Linked DNA regions of Homo sapiens: region 1 is linked to region 2. A link is an interaction called in ENCODE POLR2A ChIA-PET data of the cell type or tissue named here. Cell type or tissue: GM12878. All regions are shown on one strand. Each heading gives the region's core, and the rest is flanking DNA. Links, peaks and the distances in the headings are about the cores only. Region 1 has its middle 61 kb from the start of IL1R1. Region 2 overlaps IL1R2 (interleukin 1 receptor type 2).

The links. ChIA-PET counts read pairs that join two places held together with the same protein. Peaks named below come from ENCODE experiments on the same cell type or tissue, not always from the same donor. Only the 100,000 strongest peaks of a DNase experiment are listed, where the experiment ranks them.
Region 1: POLR2A ChIA-PET joins it to region 2 with 17 read pairs; 7 of 35 experiments call an interaction of 5 or more read pairs at or near these places.

What each region holds. Positions count from the first base shown.
Region 1 is chr2:102,075,880-102,086,636 of GRCh38, forward strand. It overlaps a transcript of IL1R1 not described here. Among named protein-coding and RNA genes, the nearest start is that of IL1R1, 61 kb to the right of the region's middle. In GM12878, for the core only: no CTCF peak of the experiment used is centred there; DNase peaks (open chromatin) are centred at 4,796 and 7,332; H3K27ac peaks cover 614 bases.
Region 2 is chr2:102,021,716-102,030,766 of GRCh38, forward strand. It overlaps IL1R2 (interleukin 1 receptor type 2), which reads left to right. Exons shown (of 9, transcript NM_004633.4): 6 at 472-534; 7 at 2,818-2,953; 8 at 4,396-4,538; 9 at 6,511-6,829. The coding sequence ends at 6,677. Among named protein-coding and RNA genes, the nearest start is that of IL1R2, 34 kb to the left of the region's middle. In GM12878, for the core only: no CTCF peak of the experiment used is centred there; DNase peaks (open chromatin) are centred at 3,526 and 4,056; H3K27ac peaks cover 2,074 bases.

The sequences.
Region 1 (10,757 bases), core at 2,758-10,757, 57 kb after region 2:
TCATAGAGCTTCCCAACTTATCTGTGCCAGGGAGGGATCAACAGTGCACACCTGAAACTTATTACAGACTAATTTCAAGTGATATTGTACTGCTTCAGGTATGATATAAGAACTTTATAACGCTTTCATTTCTCCCTTCCTGGTCTTTGTGTTATTATTGCTGCACATTTTCCTTCTACATATGTTATGAGACCCACAATACATTTTTAATTTTGCTTCAGTTATGTTTTGAAATGTTTTAATTAATAAAAATATCTTACTTATGTACCCATGTAGTTACCATTTCTATTGCTTCGTATTCTTTTTTTTTTTTTTTGAGATGGAATCTCACTCTGTCGCCTAGGCTGGAATGCAGTGGTGTGATCTCGGCTCACTGCAAGCTCCGCCTCCCAGGTTCACACCATTCTCCTGCCTCAGCCTCCCAAGTAGCTGGGACTACAGGCGCCTGCCACCATGCCTGGTTAATATTTTGTATTTTTAGTAGAGACGGGGTTTCACCGTGTTAGCCAGGATGGTCTCAATCTCCTGACCTCGTGATCCACCCACCTCATGTTTCCATTTGGTATAATTTTCTTTTTATCTGGAGGGCTTCCTTCAACATTTCTTATAGTGCAGGTCTGCTGGTAACAAATTATTTCAGTTTATAGATGTCTGAAAATGACTTCATTTTATCTTCATTTCTGAAAGACATTTTTGCTGCATAAATTTTTATAGGTCTAGAATTATTTCTTTTAGCCCTTTAAAGATATTGATCTAGGGTCTTTTGGCTTGCATTGTTTCTAATGAGAAATCTGCTGTCATTCTTTTTTCTTTTTTTTGCTCTTCTTTGGCAGCTTTTAAGATTTTCTCTTTAGCAGGTATTGTAAGCATTTGATTATGATGTACCTTAGTGTAGTTGTCTTCATATTTTTTGTATTAGGGCTTGTTGCCCTTCTTGGATCTGTGGGTTTACAGTTACTGTATTTGGGGGGTTTGTAGCCATTATTTATTCAAATTTTTTTTCTATTAATTCCTCTCTCATAATCCCCCCTTGAGGGACTTCCATTACACATATATTTGGATATTTTACATTGTTCTACAATTCATTAATGCTCTGCTCATTTTTTCAATCTTCTTTTCTCACCGCTTAATTTTGGGTAGTTTCTATTGCCATGTCTTGAAATTTACTAATTTTTGTTTTTCTTTCTTTCTTTTTATTTTATTTTTTTTGAGAGAGAGTCTTGCTCTGTTGCCCAGGCTGGAGTATAGTGGTGCAATTTCAGCTCACTGCAACCTCCACCTCCTGGATTCAAGCAATTCTCACATCTCAGCCTCCTGAGTAGCTGGGATTACAGGTGCCTGCCACCATGCTGGTCTAATTTTTGTATTTTTAGAGATGATGGGGTTTTGCCATTTTGGCCAGGCTGGTCTTGAACTCCTGACCTCAGGTGATCCACCCACCTTGGCCTCCCAAAGTGCTGGGATTATAGGTGTGAGCCGTGGCACCCGGCCGAAGTTTACTAATCTTTTCTTTTGTAATGTGAATTTGCCATAATACAATCTAATGTGTTTTCTCAAATCTAAGATACAGCTGATTTTATCTCAATTAGTTATTTTACCTTAAAAAAATCTCTTTTGTGTCTCTGTTCAACATGCTTGATCTTTCCTCTAGCATCTTGGCCTTATAGAATAGTCATAATAAATGTTTTCATGTCCTTGCTTGTTAATTCTTGCTCTGTGTTAGTTCTGCATCAGTTTTGATTGATTCATTTTTCTCCTCCTGTTGGTTATATTTTCCTGCTTCTTTGCATGCATGGTAATTTTTTATTGGATCGTAGGCATTGTGAGTTTGACATTCAGGTTAGACCTAACATATACAGAACACTCCACACAAGAACAGTGAAATACACATTTTTATCCACTGCATGTGGACTATTTTCCAGGGTTGACCATATGTGAAGACATAAAACAATGCTTAGTACACTAAAAAAAGAGAGAAATCATACAAAGTATATTCTCTGATCACAACGAAATGAAATTAGAAATCAATAAAAGAAGAAAATTTAGGAAAGTCACAAATATGTGAAAATTAAACAATATACTCTTAAATATCAAATGGGTCAAAGAAGAAATTAAAAGAGAAATTAAAAATACTGTAAGATTAAAGAAAATGAAAGCACAATACACCAAGCTTATGGGATGCAGCTAAAGCTATACATAGAGAAAAAATTAAAGAAATAAATGAGTATATTACAAAAAAGGATCTTAAATGACTTATCATTCCACTCTAATAAACTAAAAAAGAAGAGAATACTAAATGCCAAATATCAGAAGGAAGTTCATAATTAAGATCAGAGTAGAAATAGATAAAATGGGGAATAGAAAAAAATAGAGAAAATCAACAAACCAAATGTAGGTTATCTTCTCTGAAAAGATAAACAAAACTGGCAAAGCATTCACTGGACTGATCAAAAATTGAAAGATGACTCAAATAACTAAAATCAGGAATTAAAGAGGGGACCTTACAGAAATAAGAGGGATTATAAGGGAATACTACGAAAAAATTATATGCCAACTAATTAAAAAGCCTAGTTGAAAGGCACAAATTCCTAGAAAGACACAACTGAAACTGGATCAAGAAGAAATAGATAATCTGAATGGGACTATAATAAATAAAGACACTGAATTAGCAGTCAAAAAACTTCACACACACACACACACACACACACACACACACACACAAGAAAAAAAAAAGGAAAAAAGCCCATGCCCAGATGGTTTCACTGGTGAATTCCACCAAACATTTAAAAGAGATGAGCAGCAATCCTTCAGAAAACTATTTCAAAAAGTTGAAAAGGAAGGGACACTTGCGAATTCATCCTAGAAAGTCAGTATTACCCCGGTACCAACACCAGATGAAAACATCATATGAAAAGTAAAATAAAGACCAATATCCCTGATGAATACAGACATACAAATCCTCAGCAAAACACTGGACATGAAATAGAGCAGCTATAAAAGAATCATATGCCATGACCAAGTGGGATTTATCCTAAGAATGCAACATTATTTCAACATCCAAAAATCAATCAATGTAATGCAACATATTAATAGAATAAAGGATGGAATTGCATAATCATCTCAATAGATGCAGACAAAATGTCTGATAAAATCTGACACCCTTTCAAGATTAAAAACAACAACAACAACAACAACAAACCAACAAAAATCAGCAGAGTAGTAATAGAAGAGGACTTTCTTAACCTGATAATGGGCATCCAAAAAACCCCACAGCTAACATTATACTTAATGATCAAAGACCAGTAGCTTTCCCTCTGTGATCAGGAAGAAGAGAAGGATGTTTAATCCTACCACTTCTATTCAACATTGTACTAAGAATGCTAGCTAGGGAAATTTGGCAAGAAGAAATAAAATTCATATTGGAAAAAACCAGCTCTATTCTCAAATGACCTGGTCTTGTATATAGAACATTCTAAGGAATCCACTAAAAACTATTAGACTACTAAACAAGCTCAGTAAGTTTGCAAGATACAAAATCAATATATGAAAATTAATTGTATTTTTATATATTAGCAATGAAAAATTTGAAAATGAAATTAAGAAAACAATTCTACTTACAATAGCTTCAAAAAGAATAAAATAGCATAAACTTAAGAAAAGAAGTATAAGACTTGTACACTAAAAGTATAAAATATTATTGAAAGTAATTTTAAAATCGCTCAATTAATTGAAAGACATCCCATGTTCATGAATCAGAAGACTTAACTTTTTTAAAGATGGCAGTACTCCCCAAATGTATCCCAGATTTATCACAATCCTTATGAATATCCAAATTGCCTTTATTGCAGAAATTGAGAAACTGCTCATAAAATACACAAGGAAATGCAAAGGATGGAGAATATCCAAAACAATCTTGAAAAATAACAAAGTCAATGACTTACACTCCCATTTTAAAACTTACTACAAAGCAACGGTATCCAAGACAGTAGGATGTTCTCAGAGTATAAATATAAAAATCAATAAAAATAGAATTAAGAATTCAGAAATATGCCCTTACGTTTATGGTCAATTGGTTCCAAGAAAGATGCCAGCAATTCAGTGGGGGAAAGAATAATCTTCTTAATAAAAGGTGATGGGACATCTGGATATCCACATGTGAAGAAAAAATTTGCATCTCTATCTCATACTGTACACAAAAATTTACTCAAAAAGCAATCATAGAACTAAACGTATGATCTAGAACTGCAAAACTCTTAGAAGGAAATATAAATATAAATCTTTGTGACCTTGAATTGGGCAATGCTTCCTTAAGTATACAGCGCCAGAGCACAAGCAACAACAAAATAGATAATTGCACTTCACCAAAATTAAATCCTTTCATGTTTTAAAGTACTCTCTTAAGAAAGTGAAAATATAGCTCATGGAGTGGGATAAAATATTGGCAAATTATCTGATAATGAACTTGTATCCATAATATGCACAAATCTCTGATAAATTAACAATAAAAAGACAACCCAATTAAAAAGTGAGCAAAAGATTTGAATGGACATTTCGCTGAAGAAGATAGATAAAGGGTTGCTAAGCACATTAAAAGATGCTCGACATTACTGGTCATTAGCAAACGCAAAGCAAAACATACTAAGATGCCATCCACTAGAATGACGGGATGAAAGAGGCCAGAAATAATAAATGTTAGTGAGGACATAGAGAAACTGGTACACTCATTTATTACTGGAAGGAATGTAAGATGGTACAGCTACTTTTAAAATAGTTTGTGGTTCTTTGAAATGTTCAACATAGAGTTGCCATATGACTCAGCAATTCCACTCCTAGGTATCTATGTGACATAATTAACAACACAAAAATCTGTACACCAATTTTCATAGCAACATTATTCAAAATAGCCAAAACATAGAAACAACCCAAATGTCCATTAATGGATGAATGGATTAACAATATGCAGTATATCCAAACAACGGAATATTATTCAGCCATGGAAAGGAGTGAAGTACTACCTATACACAGTACAACATAGAGGAACCTTGAAAGCATTATGCTAAGTGAGAGGAGCTAGTTACAGAAGCCCACACATTGTATAATTCCATTTATATGGAATGCTTAGAATAAGCAAATTTATAGAATCAGAAAGTAGTATATAGATTGCCAGGGGCTAGAAGAAAGGGGAACGAAGAGTGATTGCTAATGAGTATGAAGTTTCTTTTGGGGGTGATGAAAATGCTCTGAAATTGGATAGTGGTGATGGGTGCGCAACTCTATGAATATACTGAAACCCTTTGAATTGTACACTTTTAAAAGGGTAATTTTATGCTGTGTGAATGACATCTCAATAAAATTCTCATTAAAATAAGAATATATGAGAGTATCTATTTCTAACTGTAGAGATTTTTGCAAATCCTGCAGAAATATGCTGAATTAGTTACAACCAGCTAAGGGAGCCTGGGATGGAAGAGTTTGAACCACACCCAATGGCCTGCATCTGGTGCTCTCCCAAGATCCATGGAAATAATCTTCCAACCTGCAATGTACCAGGGCATCTACCAGCCTGGCTCCACGGTGGTTTCAGGCATTGCTCTACAAATGATCAAGTTTTCATTCTAGAGTACGAATGAGGATTGAGTTAGACTAACTGTACAAGGGACAGGAAATAACAGCTCCTTCCCTGTCCTGGGGTCAGTGGTTTGAAAAGCACCCCATCTATCAGTGAATATCCAGCTTCCTGACAAAGAAAAGGGCTAGGGGATTTGCCCCCACCCTGTTTAGAAGGCGAAGGCGAATTAGGCCTGAATGGCGACTTGATTCTCATCTGAATATCAGAGAAACACATGTGTTGCAGGCTACACTGGAAGTCCTAATGGCTTCAGTTTGATAGTGGATTTGGGCTTAATGGTTGAGCAACTCCAGTGGCTTCCTCTCTTGATTACGTTGGTGGCTGTGAGATGAACTACCCAGTCATCAGTCATCATTATCAATGGCCCATTTGCCTGGGATGCTTTGGAAGAATGAAAGAGAGTAAAGGCAGTTCTACTTTTAAAGAAGTTAAAACATGGGCTACAGAGCATTTTCGTTTATTGTTTATCAAATGTTAGCCTGCCTCAGAATACCTGGAGGGCACAGATTCCTAGGTCCCACCTCTGGAGCTGCTAAGTCAGTTGATGTGGGCAAATAACCTAACACCTTGGCATTCACTTCCAGGTTTTCTTCATTTCCTCGTCCTCCCTTTCCTTCTTCAAATGTTCTCCTGTTCCTTCTTGGCTTTATAACTATCTTTGTCTCTGCTTCCCTTCCTATACATTGCCTTAATTAATCCTTTAATTTAGATTAAATTAAAGGATAAATATAAATTAAAGGATAAATTAAAGGATAAATCTAATCCTTTAATTTAAATATTATTTCTGGAGATATATTTGCCATGTGATCCATTTTGTTTGTTAGAAAAACACAAGAGAAAAAAATTGCTGATAATCTTCTCAAAAAGGATTATCTTGTTTGTTCTAAAGCCAAGGATGTATAGTGCATCTTGGAATGTTTTGGATTGAGGTGGGACATTTGCTTTCTTTTTGTTTTCAAACATCATTAATTTACTTGGTATAAGAACTTCAGAATCAGCATAAAGTAAAAGTAGTTTCTTAGGAATAGTGTCATGATAATTCCATGCACTTAACATGAGGTAGGTGATAACGGAAGTAGTGGTTTTCTTGATTTTTCTTATTCAAACTGCTTCATCAAACAAAACAAAACAGAACAAACGCCCTGGAGACAGAGAGTCTTATTGTGCCATAGTATTTCTCTTTCTCTCTCTTTTTTAAATATTTCAAGCGAGCATGCCATCAGCAGGGCTGTCTTCACTGAGCTATTTGTTGCTGGGAGATGTTGTAGACTGTTGCTCGGTCAGTGCAAATGAGAGCTGCTAGCCTCGCTGTAACCTCGCTGGCTGGGTACTCTCAGAGATTGTTAAGAGTTTTAAAATTTTTCTAATCACTAAGCATGTTAGGAAACCAGAGCTTTGTGTATGAAGAACAACTTCCTCTCAGGGACTGTACTCAAGGCTGAGGTTTGGACCTCAGCCAATTTTATGAACGAACAGGAACAATGTCAAAAACATCAGGATTCCTGGTCATGAGGACCAGAGGGGGCCACTCCAATGGGATGGTAAGCTTCTGTAGGGCTGGCACGTGACTTTGCACCCCTGATGCTCCGCATGAAGGGATTTTCTGCACCCAGCAAGTGCTGACTGATTTCCTGAGGACACTTAGTCCTACTCTAAACTCTAAGAAGGTCTAGGGCCACATCAGGAAAGTGAGATTCATGCACTGACTCATTTCCACACTTCAGAGGACACTTTCTTTGAGTGGGTGTTTGGAAAAAAATGCAAGGTAGATGTAATTCTCCACACATCAGCTGATGACTCGTACTGACAGTGTCTAGAATAGAACTTTTTTTTTCCTTTTGGGTAGGTACCTTCTCCCCAGATGGATGGTGTGTTCCCCAGAGTGCCGAGGTATTTCTGGGTGAAGTAATATTGTTCCCTTGTGTGTAATCCTACTAGTTCTCTTTCATGAAGTAGCTGGAATGTCTGAGTGGTCAAGGGTAATCCCTGAGCTGGCCTTGACACAAACAGATACGGGCTCTTCCATCCTTGGGTCCCTCTGTTCTGACACCTGATGACACACTTAGGAGTTTTCCTCTAGTACCTAAAACTATAGTTAGTAGGTACTTAGAAACAATTACAAGCTGTGCTAATGCTTTTTAAAAGTGGAAATATCGGCCAGGTGTGGTGGCTCACACCTGCAATCCCAGCACTTTGGGACGCCGAGGCAGGTGGATCACGAGGTCAGGAGTTCAAGACCAGCCTGACCAATATGGTGAAACCCCATCTCTACTAAAAATACAAAAATTAGCCAGGCATGGTGATGGGCGCCTGTAATCCCAGCTACTCAGGAGGCTGAGGCAGGAGAATTGCTTGAACCTGGGAGGCAGAGGTTGCAGTGAGCCGAGATCACGCCACTGCACTCCAGCTTAAGCGACTGAGCAAGACTCCGCCTCAAAAAAAAAAAAGTGGAAATAGCAATATGTGCTTTAGCTAAATATTAATTTTGTTTTTGCCCTGCCTTTTAGCTCTGTGGTCTTGACCAAGGCCTCATAGCGACTCTGAATCTCTTGCGACTCTGAATCTCTTGCGACTCTGAATCTCTCGCAATCTCAATTTTCTTGTTTGCAAAACTAAGATGTAGCAGTTATAATGTGAGGCGCAAATGAGAAAGGCCATACAAAAACCCTAACCAAAAAATCCAGTAAAATGAAGCTCAGTTAAACTAAAGACAGCCCGTTGACATCTTTTGTGCGTTTCCTCCTTGGTTCCCAGGAATGCTGGAAAAAGAGGCATTTGTTCTAAACATGGAAATGCAGCAAAATAATGATTCTTTTATGGCCTGGTGGTCTGGTTTGACACAATCAATAACTAAAATAAATACACACAGCGTACAGCCCTGTAATAATAGAGGTTGCTCGGAATCAACTCACAGTAGTAAAAATCCTGGTTGAGAAATTATCCCCAAAGATGATATGATTTTATCGCCCCGTACAAAGTTAACCAGTCTTATACATAATATGGATCTTTTCAAACTTTTAAATGAAGTATAATGCATACACAGAACAGTGAACTCATCATGGGCAACTAAATTAATTTTCACAAAATCATATTTTGTGAATATGCTATGATTTATTAATACATTGTACTGCTGATGAACATTTGGATAGTTTCTGGTTTTTGGCTAATAAATATAGGGCTGCTATGAGTATTTTTGTATACATACTTTGGTTGACATTTCTACTATTTTCTGTTGGTCTTGTACCTGTGAGTGAAATTACTGAGTCATAAGATATGTATTTGTTCCTCAGCAGTAGTTACTGCTGCCACACAGCATGGTTCTGCTAATATGTACTTCCAGTGGGAATGTTTGACAGTTCCAGCTGATGGAAATCTTTACCAGCGTTTAATATTTTCTCTTATTCATTTTCACCATTCTGGTAAGAGTGTCCCGCAATTTCATTCTGGCTTTAATTGAATTTCCCCAATGGCTAATGCAGTTGAACACTTTTTCAAATTATTTTTTGGCCATTTAAATATTTTCTTTTGTTAAGGATCAGTTCAACCTTTTGTTTGTATTTCTATTGGGTTACCTAGATTTTTCTTACTGATTTGCAGTGGTTTTTAATGCATTCTGGGTAAGAACACTTTGTCAGCAGTATCTATTCCAAATACCTGCTTCAACTCTGTGGATTGCATTTCATTTCCCTAATGGTGTCTTTGGATGAACACACCTTGATTTATCAATAGTCTTTCTTTGATTATTAGAATATTTTGTGTCTGTTTTACAACTATTTGCCTACTCCAAAGTCATAAAAATTTTCTCCTGTGCATTTCTTTAAAGGCTTTATTGTTTTACTTTTCACATTCAGATCTGCAGACCAACAATTAAGATTTGGATATGGTATTAAGCAGTGGCTCAAGGTTCAATTTTCATTTCTCCATTTGACTATCCAAATGATTCAGTGCCATTTAGAGAAATGAATACTCTTTTCTCTCTTCAGTTCAGTGGCGTGTTGGGCATAAATCAGGTAACTATGTAGGTGTGTATGAGTCTTTTTCTGGACTATTCATTCTATTGCATTGGCCAGTTTGTATAAATTTTCACTGAAATGCTGTCCTAATTACTATAGCCCTGATATAAAATGCTATCTAGTAGGGTAAGTCTTTACTATTCCTCAAGATTGCCATAGCTATTATTTGCATTTAATATTTTCATATGAATTTTAAAATCACCTGTCAATTCCCACAAAATACCAACAGCGATTTTGATTGGGATTGCAATTAATTTATAAATCAATTTGGGAATAACTGACAACTTTACAACATCAAATCTTTCAATTATTGAACATGCTACATTGTATAGCTCCATTTATAAGATATTCTTTAACTTCTCTTGGCAATTTTTAAAATTTTTCAGTGTAGGGAACTTACATGTTTTTCATATTTTCAGAAGAATCACTGTCTGTGTCAGCAATAGCTTTATTTTTAGGTGGTTACTATTTTTAGTGAGCTTGTACATGAAGTAATTTTTGAAACATTTCATTTATGACTTGTTCGTTGATAGAAATAAAAGTGATTTTAATATTGACCTTTTATCCACTAGCACTGCTAAACTTGTTTACTGATTTTAATAATCTGTACATGCTTGTGAATATTCCAGAAAAACAATCATGCCATCTGCAAATAATGGCATTAATTTTTAAAGGGTGGTTTCACTGGGTAAGATTTCTTAATTGACAGTTTAGTTTTCTTTAGGTGCTTAGAGTATGTTGTTCCAATGCCTTTTGGCCTCCGTACTTTCTCATAAGAATTCAGTTGTTAATCACTTCATTGTATTTCCTGTATGTGATGGGTCGTTTTTCTCTAGCTGCTCTCAGGATATTTTCTTTATCATTGGCTTTTAACAATTTGCTTATGATGTGCTTTCTTTGTGATTATTCTTTGTTGGGTTGTATTGAGCTTGTTGAATATGTAAATTAATATTTTTCACTGTTTGAAAAGTTGTCAGTCATTATTACTTTAAATATTTTCTACGCCTTTCTCCCCCTCTTTTTTTTTGGGGATTTTAATTACATATATTTTGGCAGAGCCAGGGGCTCTGTTTATTTTTCAACAGACTTTTTTTCTTTGTGATCTTTCAACTGTG
Region 2 (9,051 bases), core at 1-8,000:
TTACACACTAGCCTTCCAAATAGGTGTTTCTTGAGCCCTGTGCCTTTTCTAGAAGAACTGAGTCTTGAGTATTTTGTGGCAGGCACTTTGGAGAGGTGGAGAAGGTATTTTAGGTCAGGTCAAGTTTCGGGGAAAATCTATCTCGTGGACCTCATAAACATGATTGTTTTCAGGAAGTCTGGGAGGGAAATGGTTAATTGTTTATCATAGAGCAAGGACTGAAGACCTCCTGTCAGCGGAATGTGTGTTTGGCTGTGGCCTCTTCCAGTAATTGCTCTGCTGGGAAAGTCATTGGCCAAGGATGCTCGATTTTGTAGAGAGCCTGTTTCCTTTGCCAGACAAAGCCTGACTCTCATAATGACTGGCCATACTGGAAAGGATAACTTAGTTGATTAGCCAAACAATGACTTGAACCACAGCGTCAAATGAAGGCTTTCCTAACGGAATCTCTTTTCCTTACATCTTTCTCAGAAAAAAAAGAAGAGACCATTCCTGTGATCATTTCCCCCCTCAAGACCATATCAGCTTCTCTGGGTAAGGCCCACAAGGACCATGCATTCCACGCACCTGTGGGGGTGCCTGGTATCCCAATGCAGGGGGCTTGGGACCCTTGCGTCTGCTGATCATACCTGCTCCTTGGGTGCAATGTGCCTGGGTGGAGACCTTAGAACTCCAGTGTGTGAGGCTGGAATAACAAGTGTGAGGAAATATTTCCCTTTGGCCAGTTTGGTTAGAAATGGCATAATCTGAAAACAGGTATACTTTGCTTCATGCAAAGCCTACCTATAAAAATCTGAATGTGAAAATCTGAACGTTCTGGCAGCAGTTATCAACTGCATGAGAAGATGAACAGCATGAACCCCAGGCAGAGCCAGCACCCTCAGTGTATTTAAAATAATTCACATCACCAAAACTTGGCTGGCGCTCTGCCTCTCTCTAAGACTCCATTTGTAAAGTGGGCTCAGCTGTGGTCAGTTTCTTGTTGCCAGAAGAGCTGGTAAGCTGGTTGAATGGTGCCATGAAAATGACCAATGGGGCTTTCTGCTTTTCACTCCATGTGGTACAGTCCATCCTGGCCAGCACAGGTCCACACTAGTGGCCAGTGAGGGTACGTAAGTGTACTGTACTAACAACCAACTGATGCTAGTGGTGGGGCGGAATTGATGTTTATTGAGGATCCACTATGTCCAATGGGATCCCATTCAATCTCAACATAGACCCTGTAGGTTTTATTCTCTCAATTTTCCAAAAGGAAAAAGCCACCCAGGGCATCACGTTGGCTCAGTGGAGGCCAAAAGGCCATGCTCAGAGTCAGGCTGGAGTTCAGATTCAGGTCTGTGTGCCTATAAAACCTGCATCCTTTTATGTGTTTGTTTCTGGGTAGTGTTTTTGTAGGTCTGTTACTCATTTATGAAACCCTGGCTGCACAGTCTTTTAAAAAACAATTTATTTGCTTTTTCCTTTTGTTTAGTGCTGGTTTAAATTTTAAATTTGAATTGGAGGCCATAGAGGAGGAGGGCTTTTGTGCAGTTGCTGGGACTGCTGGCTGGCACTTGGGTTGCCACTGCCACAGTGCAGTCCCCATGGCTGCAGCTCTAGGAACAACCACCTGGAAATCTGGGGCAATGGGCACATGGGTGATACCTACTGGAGCCCCAGTGTTCTGGCTCCCTGGGGCTTCCCAGCCAAGTTCCAGGCCCAGTTCCCAATCAGTTGCTTTGGATGCACTGGAATGGGTGGTGGGGCCACGTGACACTGATTAGTAGGTTGTTACGGCTGAGGAAGATCTTTAAGGTCATAGGAGTGGCATAGGATGGAGAACGGCTGGCATTCTCAACCCGTGGTGGGGCCAGGTGCATTAAAAGACACACCACAGGGAGCCATATCACCCACGAGGAAAAAACAAGTGAGAAGGTTTTCTTCTTCTTTTCCTTCTACTCTTCTTTGTGAATGAAAAAAAAAATAATTTCCTATGATTGAGGCAGGGGGACCCAGTACATCACACTGCACAACTGCAGAGGGCACCATCTATAGAAAACACAGAGTTTTTGGCTGGGCGTGGTGGCTCATGGCTGTAATCCCAGCACTTTGGGAGGCCGAGGCAGGTGGATCACGAGGTTAGGAGATCGAGACCATCCTGGCTAACACGGTGAAACCCCATCTCTACTAAAAAATACAAAAAAAATTAGCCGGGCGTGGTGGCGGGTGCCCGGGTCCCAGCTCCTCGGGGCGCCGAGGCAGGAGAATGGCGTGAACCGGGGAGGCGGAGCTTGCAGTGAGCCGAGATCGCCCCACCGCACTCCAGCCTGGGCGACAGAGCGAGACTCCATCTCAAAAACAAAACAAAACAAAACAAAAAAAACACGAGTTTTTAAAGAAGGGTTGATCCCCAGTCAGAGTCATCTGGGAATGGAGAGTTCCCAGGAGAAACATTAGAGCCAAGACCAGCCTCAGGCAAAGAGAAAGAATCCACACATTGATCTGGATTTTCTGAGGTAACTGAAGTGAGGGGCAGAGGAAGTCGGCTTGAATTTAGCATGTCCCGTGGGAGCGCAGGGGCCCTGGTGAAGCCATTTAACTTCAGGTGCCTCTTGGTTTTTGCCTGCCATGAAGACCAGTTGTAGGAACCAGAGGTACTTCGTAAACAGTAAAGCTCTGTGTGAACAGAATCATTTGAGAAAACTAAATTTTCTACCAAGGAAAGAATTGGGTGGTGAGGGGTGTTTGAGAAGCCGAGGAGGGACTCAGGGCTCAGGTTTGCTGGTGGGTGGGAGGTGCTGGTTCTGCAGTTGACGTGCTGTGCCTTGCCATCCACAGGGTCAAGACTGACAATCCCGTGTAAGGTGTTTCTGGGAACCGGCACACCCTTAACCACCATGCTGTGGTGGACGGCCAATGACACCCACATAGAGAGCGCCTACCCGGGAGGCCGCGTGACCGAGGGGCCACGCCAGTAAGTGGGCCAGGGTCTTCTGTTGAGAACTCTGTGGGTTTCGCTCTTCCTTTTGGAGACAGTTATCACTATGACCCACATACCACATTAAAAGTTACTTTTTTTGATTCCAAACTGTTGGATGTTTAGAATTTAAAAAATTGTATTTTGCTAAAAATTATCTTGAGAATCAAACTTTCTCTGTAAATACTTAAAAGTTGAGTTGCAGTTGACATGTTGGTATTGATGTTGCATTTTGTAGCTGTTTCATTAAACATTGATCCTTTTATTTTCGCAAGTTAAAAAATATTTTGGAGTTCATATCTTTCCATTTTCCACTCTGCAACCTGACTATCAAACATTTTCATAAACCCTTAAAAAGACCCTGAGACCTAGCCACAGTATCTATAGTACCTCTTCTGTTTCTCAGGGAGCTGTGGGCTGCCACAATCTCTAAGGGAGGTTAATAATTAAAAAAAAGAAAGAATTCAGTTCTCATAAGCAGTCATCTCTAGAAAATGTTTTCTTACTCTGAGACTCGAACAATCAGACCTTTTGTAAGTGGGAACTTGTTGCCTGTGAGGGAGACCATTCAACATTCCAAATTGTAACTCTTTTTAAAATTACAGTTTTGATACTTTGAATTAGCCTGAGCTTTTGCTTGCCAAATGGTTGTGTTTTTTGAAAGACTTATCACAAAAGATCTTTCTGGATGTAATTTAGTGGATAAAAACTATGTGTGGGTAGCACAATCATGTGCTTGCAAGTTCTCATTGCAAAAGACCTGGCCACAACTAAATGCCCATCTCAGCTTACTCATATGATCCACTTACTTAAAGGAACCTATATTCCCCCTACAAATAGAACAAAAATATTCCTAGTGGATCCACTCATCTGTGTTTTTATTCACACTAACAGTTAGTAGTGAGGTGTCTACAGATTCCTCTAACACTATAAATGGCAGCTATCCTGGCCACAGCCATTCCCCTGGGCTGTCTGCAGGTTTCCAGAGTGAGAGTCAGCAGTAGAGATGAGAAGAGACGGCACCACTGAGGGCTGGAGTCCTGGAAACTCCCTGCCCTTCAATATACAAGTGATTTAATGGTGAGGGACTCAAGTTTCCTCAAACTAGACGTTTCTGTTCCCATGACTGTTTTTTTTTGTTGTTGTTGTTCATTAAGAGACTTAAAAGATGAACTTCCCCATTATCTAACCCTGTAGTGTAACAACTGTTTGATGCCAGTGACCGCCAACTTCAGTGACACTAAGGCCTTCAGGGACAGGCTTAGAAACTGTCCCAAATGAATCACAAGTATGGTGGCAAGAGCTCCTAACTTTATGAAACTTGAAAACAATAAAAGCGCAATGGGTACTTCTAAAGGAGAGTGTTTAGATGTCTACATTGTGAAAGACAAGCTTGCATTCGATACAATCATAATTAAGTGAATGTTTTTTTAACTCAGGGAATATTCAGAAAATAATGAGAACTACATTGAAGTGCCATTGATTTTTGATCCTGTCACAAGAGAGGATTTGCACATGGATTTTAAATGTGTTGTCCATAATACCCTGAGTTTTCAGACACTACGCACCACAGTCAAGGAAGGTATGTATGTATTTTGGGGAGCACTATAGGAGAATATAACATGTTGAATGTTCCATGGATACTAGACAAATCTACTTGTTCTCCAAATGATTCCATAGAAATTCCCTTGCATTGTCTGCTAGTGGAGAGCTGAAAAGAAACCTCCCATTTTTAAAGAGTTTTGGTAGGGTGGAGGCTGGACTTTGGGAGATTATACTCAAATGAAAAATTTAAATAGCAAGCTGATTTTTGGAAAATGGATGAAATGGTTCTACAGTAAACTTCGAAATACTCTGTCTGCATGTGGCTCTGCCTTGGGTCACTAATCAGCTGTCTTCGCATGGCCTCTAGAAGAGGGTGGATTGTTCTTTATCCTGAAGATGAGAAACTTCATCCTCTAAGAGCTGGGGATTGGGAGCTACCCAGGGTTCAGGGCAGCTTTAGGGTCAAAGTCATTATATGACCGGAAATAGGTACAAGGCTACAGCCAAATCAACCCAGTGTTCATTTAAGGACATTTAAAAAGAAGAAGAGGAAAACCCACATTATCATTTTTGATTAAATTGATTTCATATCAATGTTTAATTGTTGAGCAGGAGGGAGAGCTGCCTTGAATGTAGTCTCTGTTGACAGCCTGTAGCTAATGGCAGGCAAGCCAAAGTGATTCCCAGCATCTCAGTGATGGCTCGTGGACAATCTTACAGCAATAACATAAATACAAATTGCTCCAGGTCTCCATGTTTTGCTGGGGAGGCAGCCACAAACACAGTGTAAACTGGAAAGCCAATGATGTGTTCCAGCCTCAGGACAGGGAATGGCACCCAACTTTCCTCCAACTGTGCGCTGTGCACCACCAGCCTCACACTCACCTGAGCCACTGGTCACAAACACAGATCTCAGGACTTACTCCAGATCCACCCTGTCAAATATTCCTAGGGAGAGGCTGCAGCCTGTGACACAAAAAGCTCCTTTCACAGTGAAGTTTGAGAATGAGGGCACACATGTGAAGGGTGGCGTTTCAGATCATTTCCAGATGAGCAGGCTGGGAGAGATGGTGGTTGTACACATTTACCCACAAAAATCAGAATGTTCCCTCTCGGGGTCAGATTAGTGAGCCCAAGGAACCTGTGGTTTGTCTGGCCCTGATGCTGGGAACCTTTAAAATTTTCCATAACATGAGCCTTGTCCCTGCATGTGGCTGGCCGTGACTGATCCAGGGAACACAGGCTGTAAGTCTTTCACCAGGACTGAGAGGTGTATTCAAACAGCTGCCCAGAATATTACAGCTGAACTTATTTCTAATCTTTGTGGGGTTTTAAAATGTGAGAATCCTCTGGAGCAACAGGCTGAGGTCATGTCGATTCCTGGATGACTAAACAGACTGTGATAGATAATAGCTTAAAAATGCAGGATTCTAGTCTCATCAACAATGTGTCTGATAACACTCTGTTCTCACATTTGCTTTTTAACTTTTTATTCAGAGTCTCTTCCTGTATTTCCATAACACAGAGACGCCAAGGAGCAGAACATAAAATAGCTGGACCCAAGCAATCGTGTTGGCCCCTGCAGCTCCATTATTCAAAATTTATTTTCCTTTGCTACTTCCTTTGATCCTCATGACACCCATGCTCATTAGAAAAGGGCAGATTGTTCCTGGCTCTGTCACAGTTGGCCAACTGTGACATAAACAGACAGCATCTTAAACGCACAGTGTCCCACTGTTGGAACAAAGTTAAACCCTCAGCACTTGCCCACTTACCCTACGATGTTTCTAACAGATTTTGCCCTATCACGCTCGTTTCTCTAATGCCACAGACATCACTCTCAAATATCCTCCATGTTGGTGTGAGGGATGTGCTTTCTGAAAATCAATGCACATTTATCAAGAAAAACAAACTCCAATTTCTTTCTTATCTTGTACACCTGCATTGCCCTGTCCTCTTGTACAGTGAGAGACTGTTCAGCTCCTGATGTGACTCTGTTCTTCCCACAGCCTCCTCCACGTTCTCCTGGGGCATTGTGCTGGCCCCACTTTCACTGGCCTTCTTGGTTTTGGGGGGAATATGGATGCACAGACGGTGCAAACACAGAACTGGAAAAGCAGATGGTCTGACTGTGCTATGGCCTCATCATCAAGACTTTCAATCCTATCCCAAGTGAAATAAATGGAATGAAATAATTCAAACACAAACTCCGTACGTCTTCTCTTATGGAAGTGGCTGTGTCTTTTTGAGGGACTCTGTTCTTTGCCTCAGTTGTCTACCAAAGGTGCCACATTTATAGTGGCTTTGTAGTAAAGGACTAAAGTCTTACATTCTGTTTTTTTTTTCCCTAAAAATCAGTGACAACAGTAGATGTGCCTGTGAGTGGGTGTGAGTAGCTGTCTGCTACTTGTGACCTATTTAACAGAATGAGGTGCTCTTAGGCCTGCATGAGAGTGGAAAACATCTACATGAGTTTTGACATTCATTCAACAAAAACATATTATGAGTCTATTTTGACTAGACTCTATGGGAGATGTTGTACATACAGTGATGGTTAAGACATAGTTTGCCTTTCAGGAAGCTGGTTGTTCATTTTGAGACTGAAAAGAATAATTTAGTGCTAAAGCAGAAGAATCAGCAAGAATTGGTGAACTTTTTTGGAAAGGGCTATCCAAAAAATAGCAATTAAAAATACACACATTGGAATGTATTAGTGAACTGAGAATTAGACCCAACTTCATAACAACATGTCTGAAAATAGAAGGAAGGGCATTAAAAGAATTGTAGACAAACTGAATAAAATGTACCCAGAGCCTCTTTCATATCATATACCAAAAATAAAATCCAGATAGATAAATGAGTTCAATTAAAAAAAAAAAAACTCCAATGGCAGGAAAATCAGCACGGCTGGTGACTCCACCTTTCAGGTCTCTGTTCAAATGTGACCTTCCCAGAGGGAAGGTCCCCAGAGAGGACCTTCCTTCCTCTCTGTCCCCTCACCCTGCTTTGTACCATTGTAGCTTTTATCACCACCAGACCTTCCAGTATAGATTTGCTTGTTGATTTTCAATTTATGTTTCCCACCCAAATGGAAGACCCATGAGGTCAGAGAGATTATTTTGGTCCCAGCTGTATTTCCAGTACCTCAAAGCAGGCATTTAATGAATATTTGCAGAATAAATGAAGATGGGATGAACTCTCTCTTGTTCATTACCAAAAGACTTGCAAGAGTAAAGGTGAGTAGGCTTAATTACATTATAATTTCTGCACAACAAAATAACAAAAGCAAGGTTTAGACAAAATTGTGTCAGACAAGTTCAAGGAATGAGTAACTATCATGTGTAGAGTTATTCAAAGTCATAGAAAAGGCATGTGTCTTAGTCTTTTTGGGCTGCTACAACAAAATACCATAACTAGGGTGGCTTGTAAACAACAGAAATTTATTTCTCACAGTTTTGGAGGTTGAGAAGTCCAAGATCAAGGTGCGAGCAGATTTGGTGTCTGGTGAGGGCCCACTTCCTGGCTAATAGACGGCAGCCCTCCTGACTTAATCACCTCCCAAGGGCCACAACTCCTAATACCATTGTATTGGAGGTTAGGGTTTCAACATATGAATTTTGGGAGGACACAAACATTCAGTTTATAGTAGCATCATCACCCTACAGATGAAAAAATGTGAGTAGGGGATTGCAGAAGAGACACACATAAAGGAACTCATGGAAAAATGACACTTTCAGTAAGAACCAGGGGATGTAAATTAGAGCAAATTTGAGATACCAGTGCACTCACACACTATCAAGTGTTTAAAAGTTTTTATGAAACACTCTCACACTTTAATTCAATTTATAATTTGGTGCTGGGAAGAAGAAAGGCAACATGAGCCAAGTCAGTTGGGTGCTGGACCAGCTTGCATCTTCTTGCAAGAGCCCAGGATGTGCCTCTCTTCTTGGCTCTGTTCAGTGATGTCATGTTGGTAGCTTAAAATCTGTGGCCATTGTGGAGTCTTTACACCACAGAAATTGGCAGTTGCCACAAATCAGCACTCTCTTCCCCAGTACATAACAACAAGGTTTGAGAGATGCCCAGTGATACTACTCCTGGGAATTTAGCTTAGGAAATAATTTAATAAAATAAAATCATTAGAGATATAAAATAATTTAATAAAACTTATTACCCCAATGATGAAAAATTATGCAGCAATTATCAATTATAATGATCAATACTATAATGACCAAATTATCAAAATTGTAAGACTTAAATGTTTACAGTGTTAAGGAAATATTATACATTGTTTTGTACAATTTTTATGGTTACAATATTGACATTTGTTTGCATCTAGACAAGGAGAAAACTTAAAAACTTGGACTTTGAAGGCAGACTTTGTGAGTTCAAGTTCAAGCACTGCCACATGGTGCCTCTGTGATCTTGGGCAAATCCTTTAATCTCAAAGTACATCAATTTTCTCATCTGAAAAATGGGGATAATCACTTAGTCCAAATTAACTTAGCTATTTAGCTATATTTTATATTTCCATTTTTCCTATTTTTCTA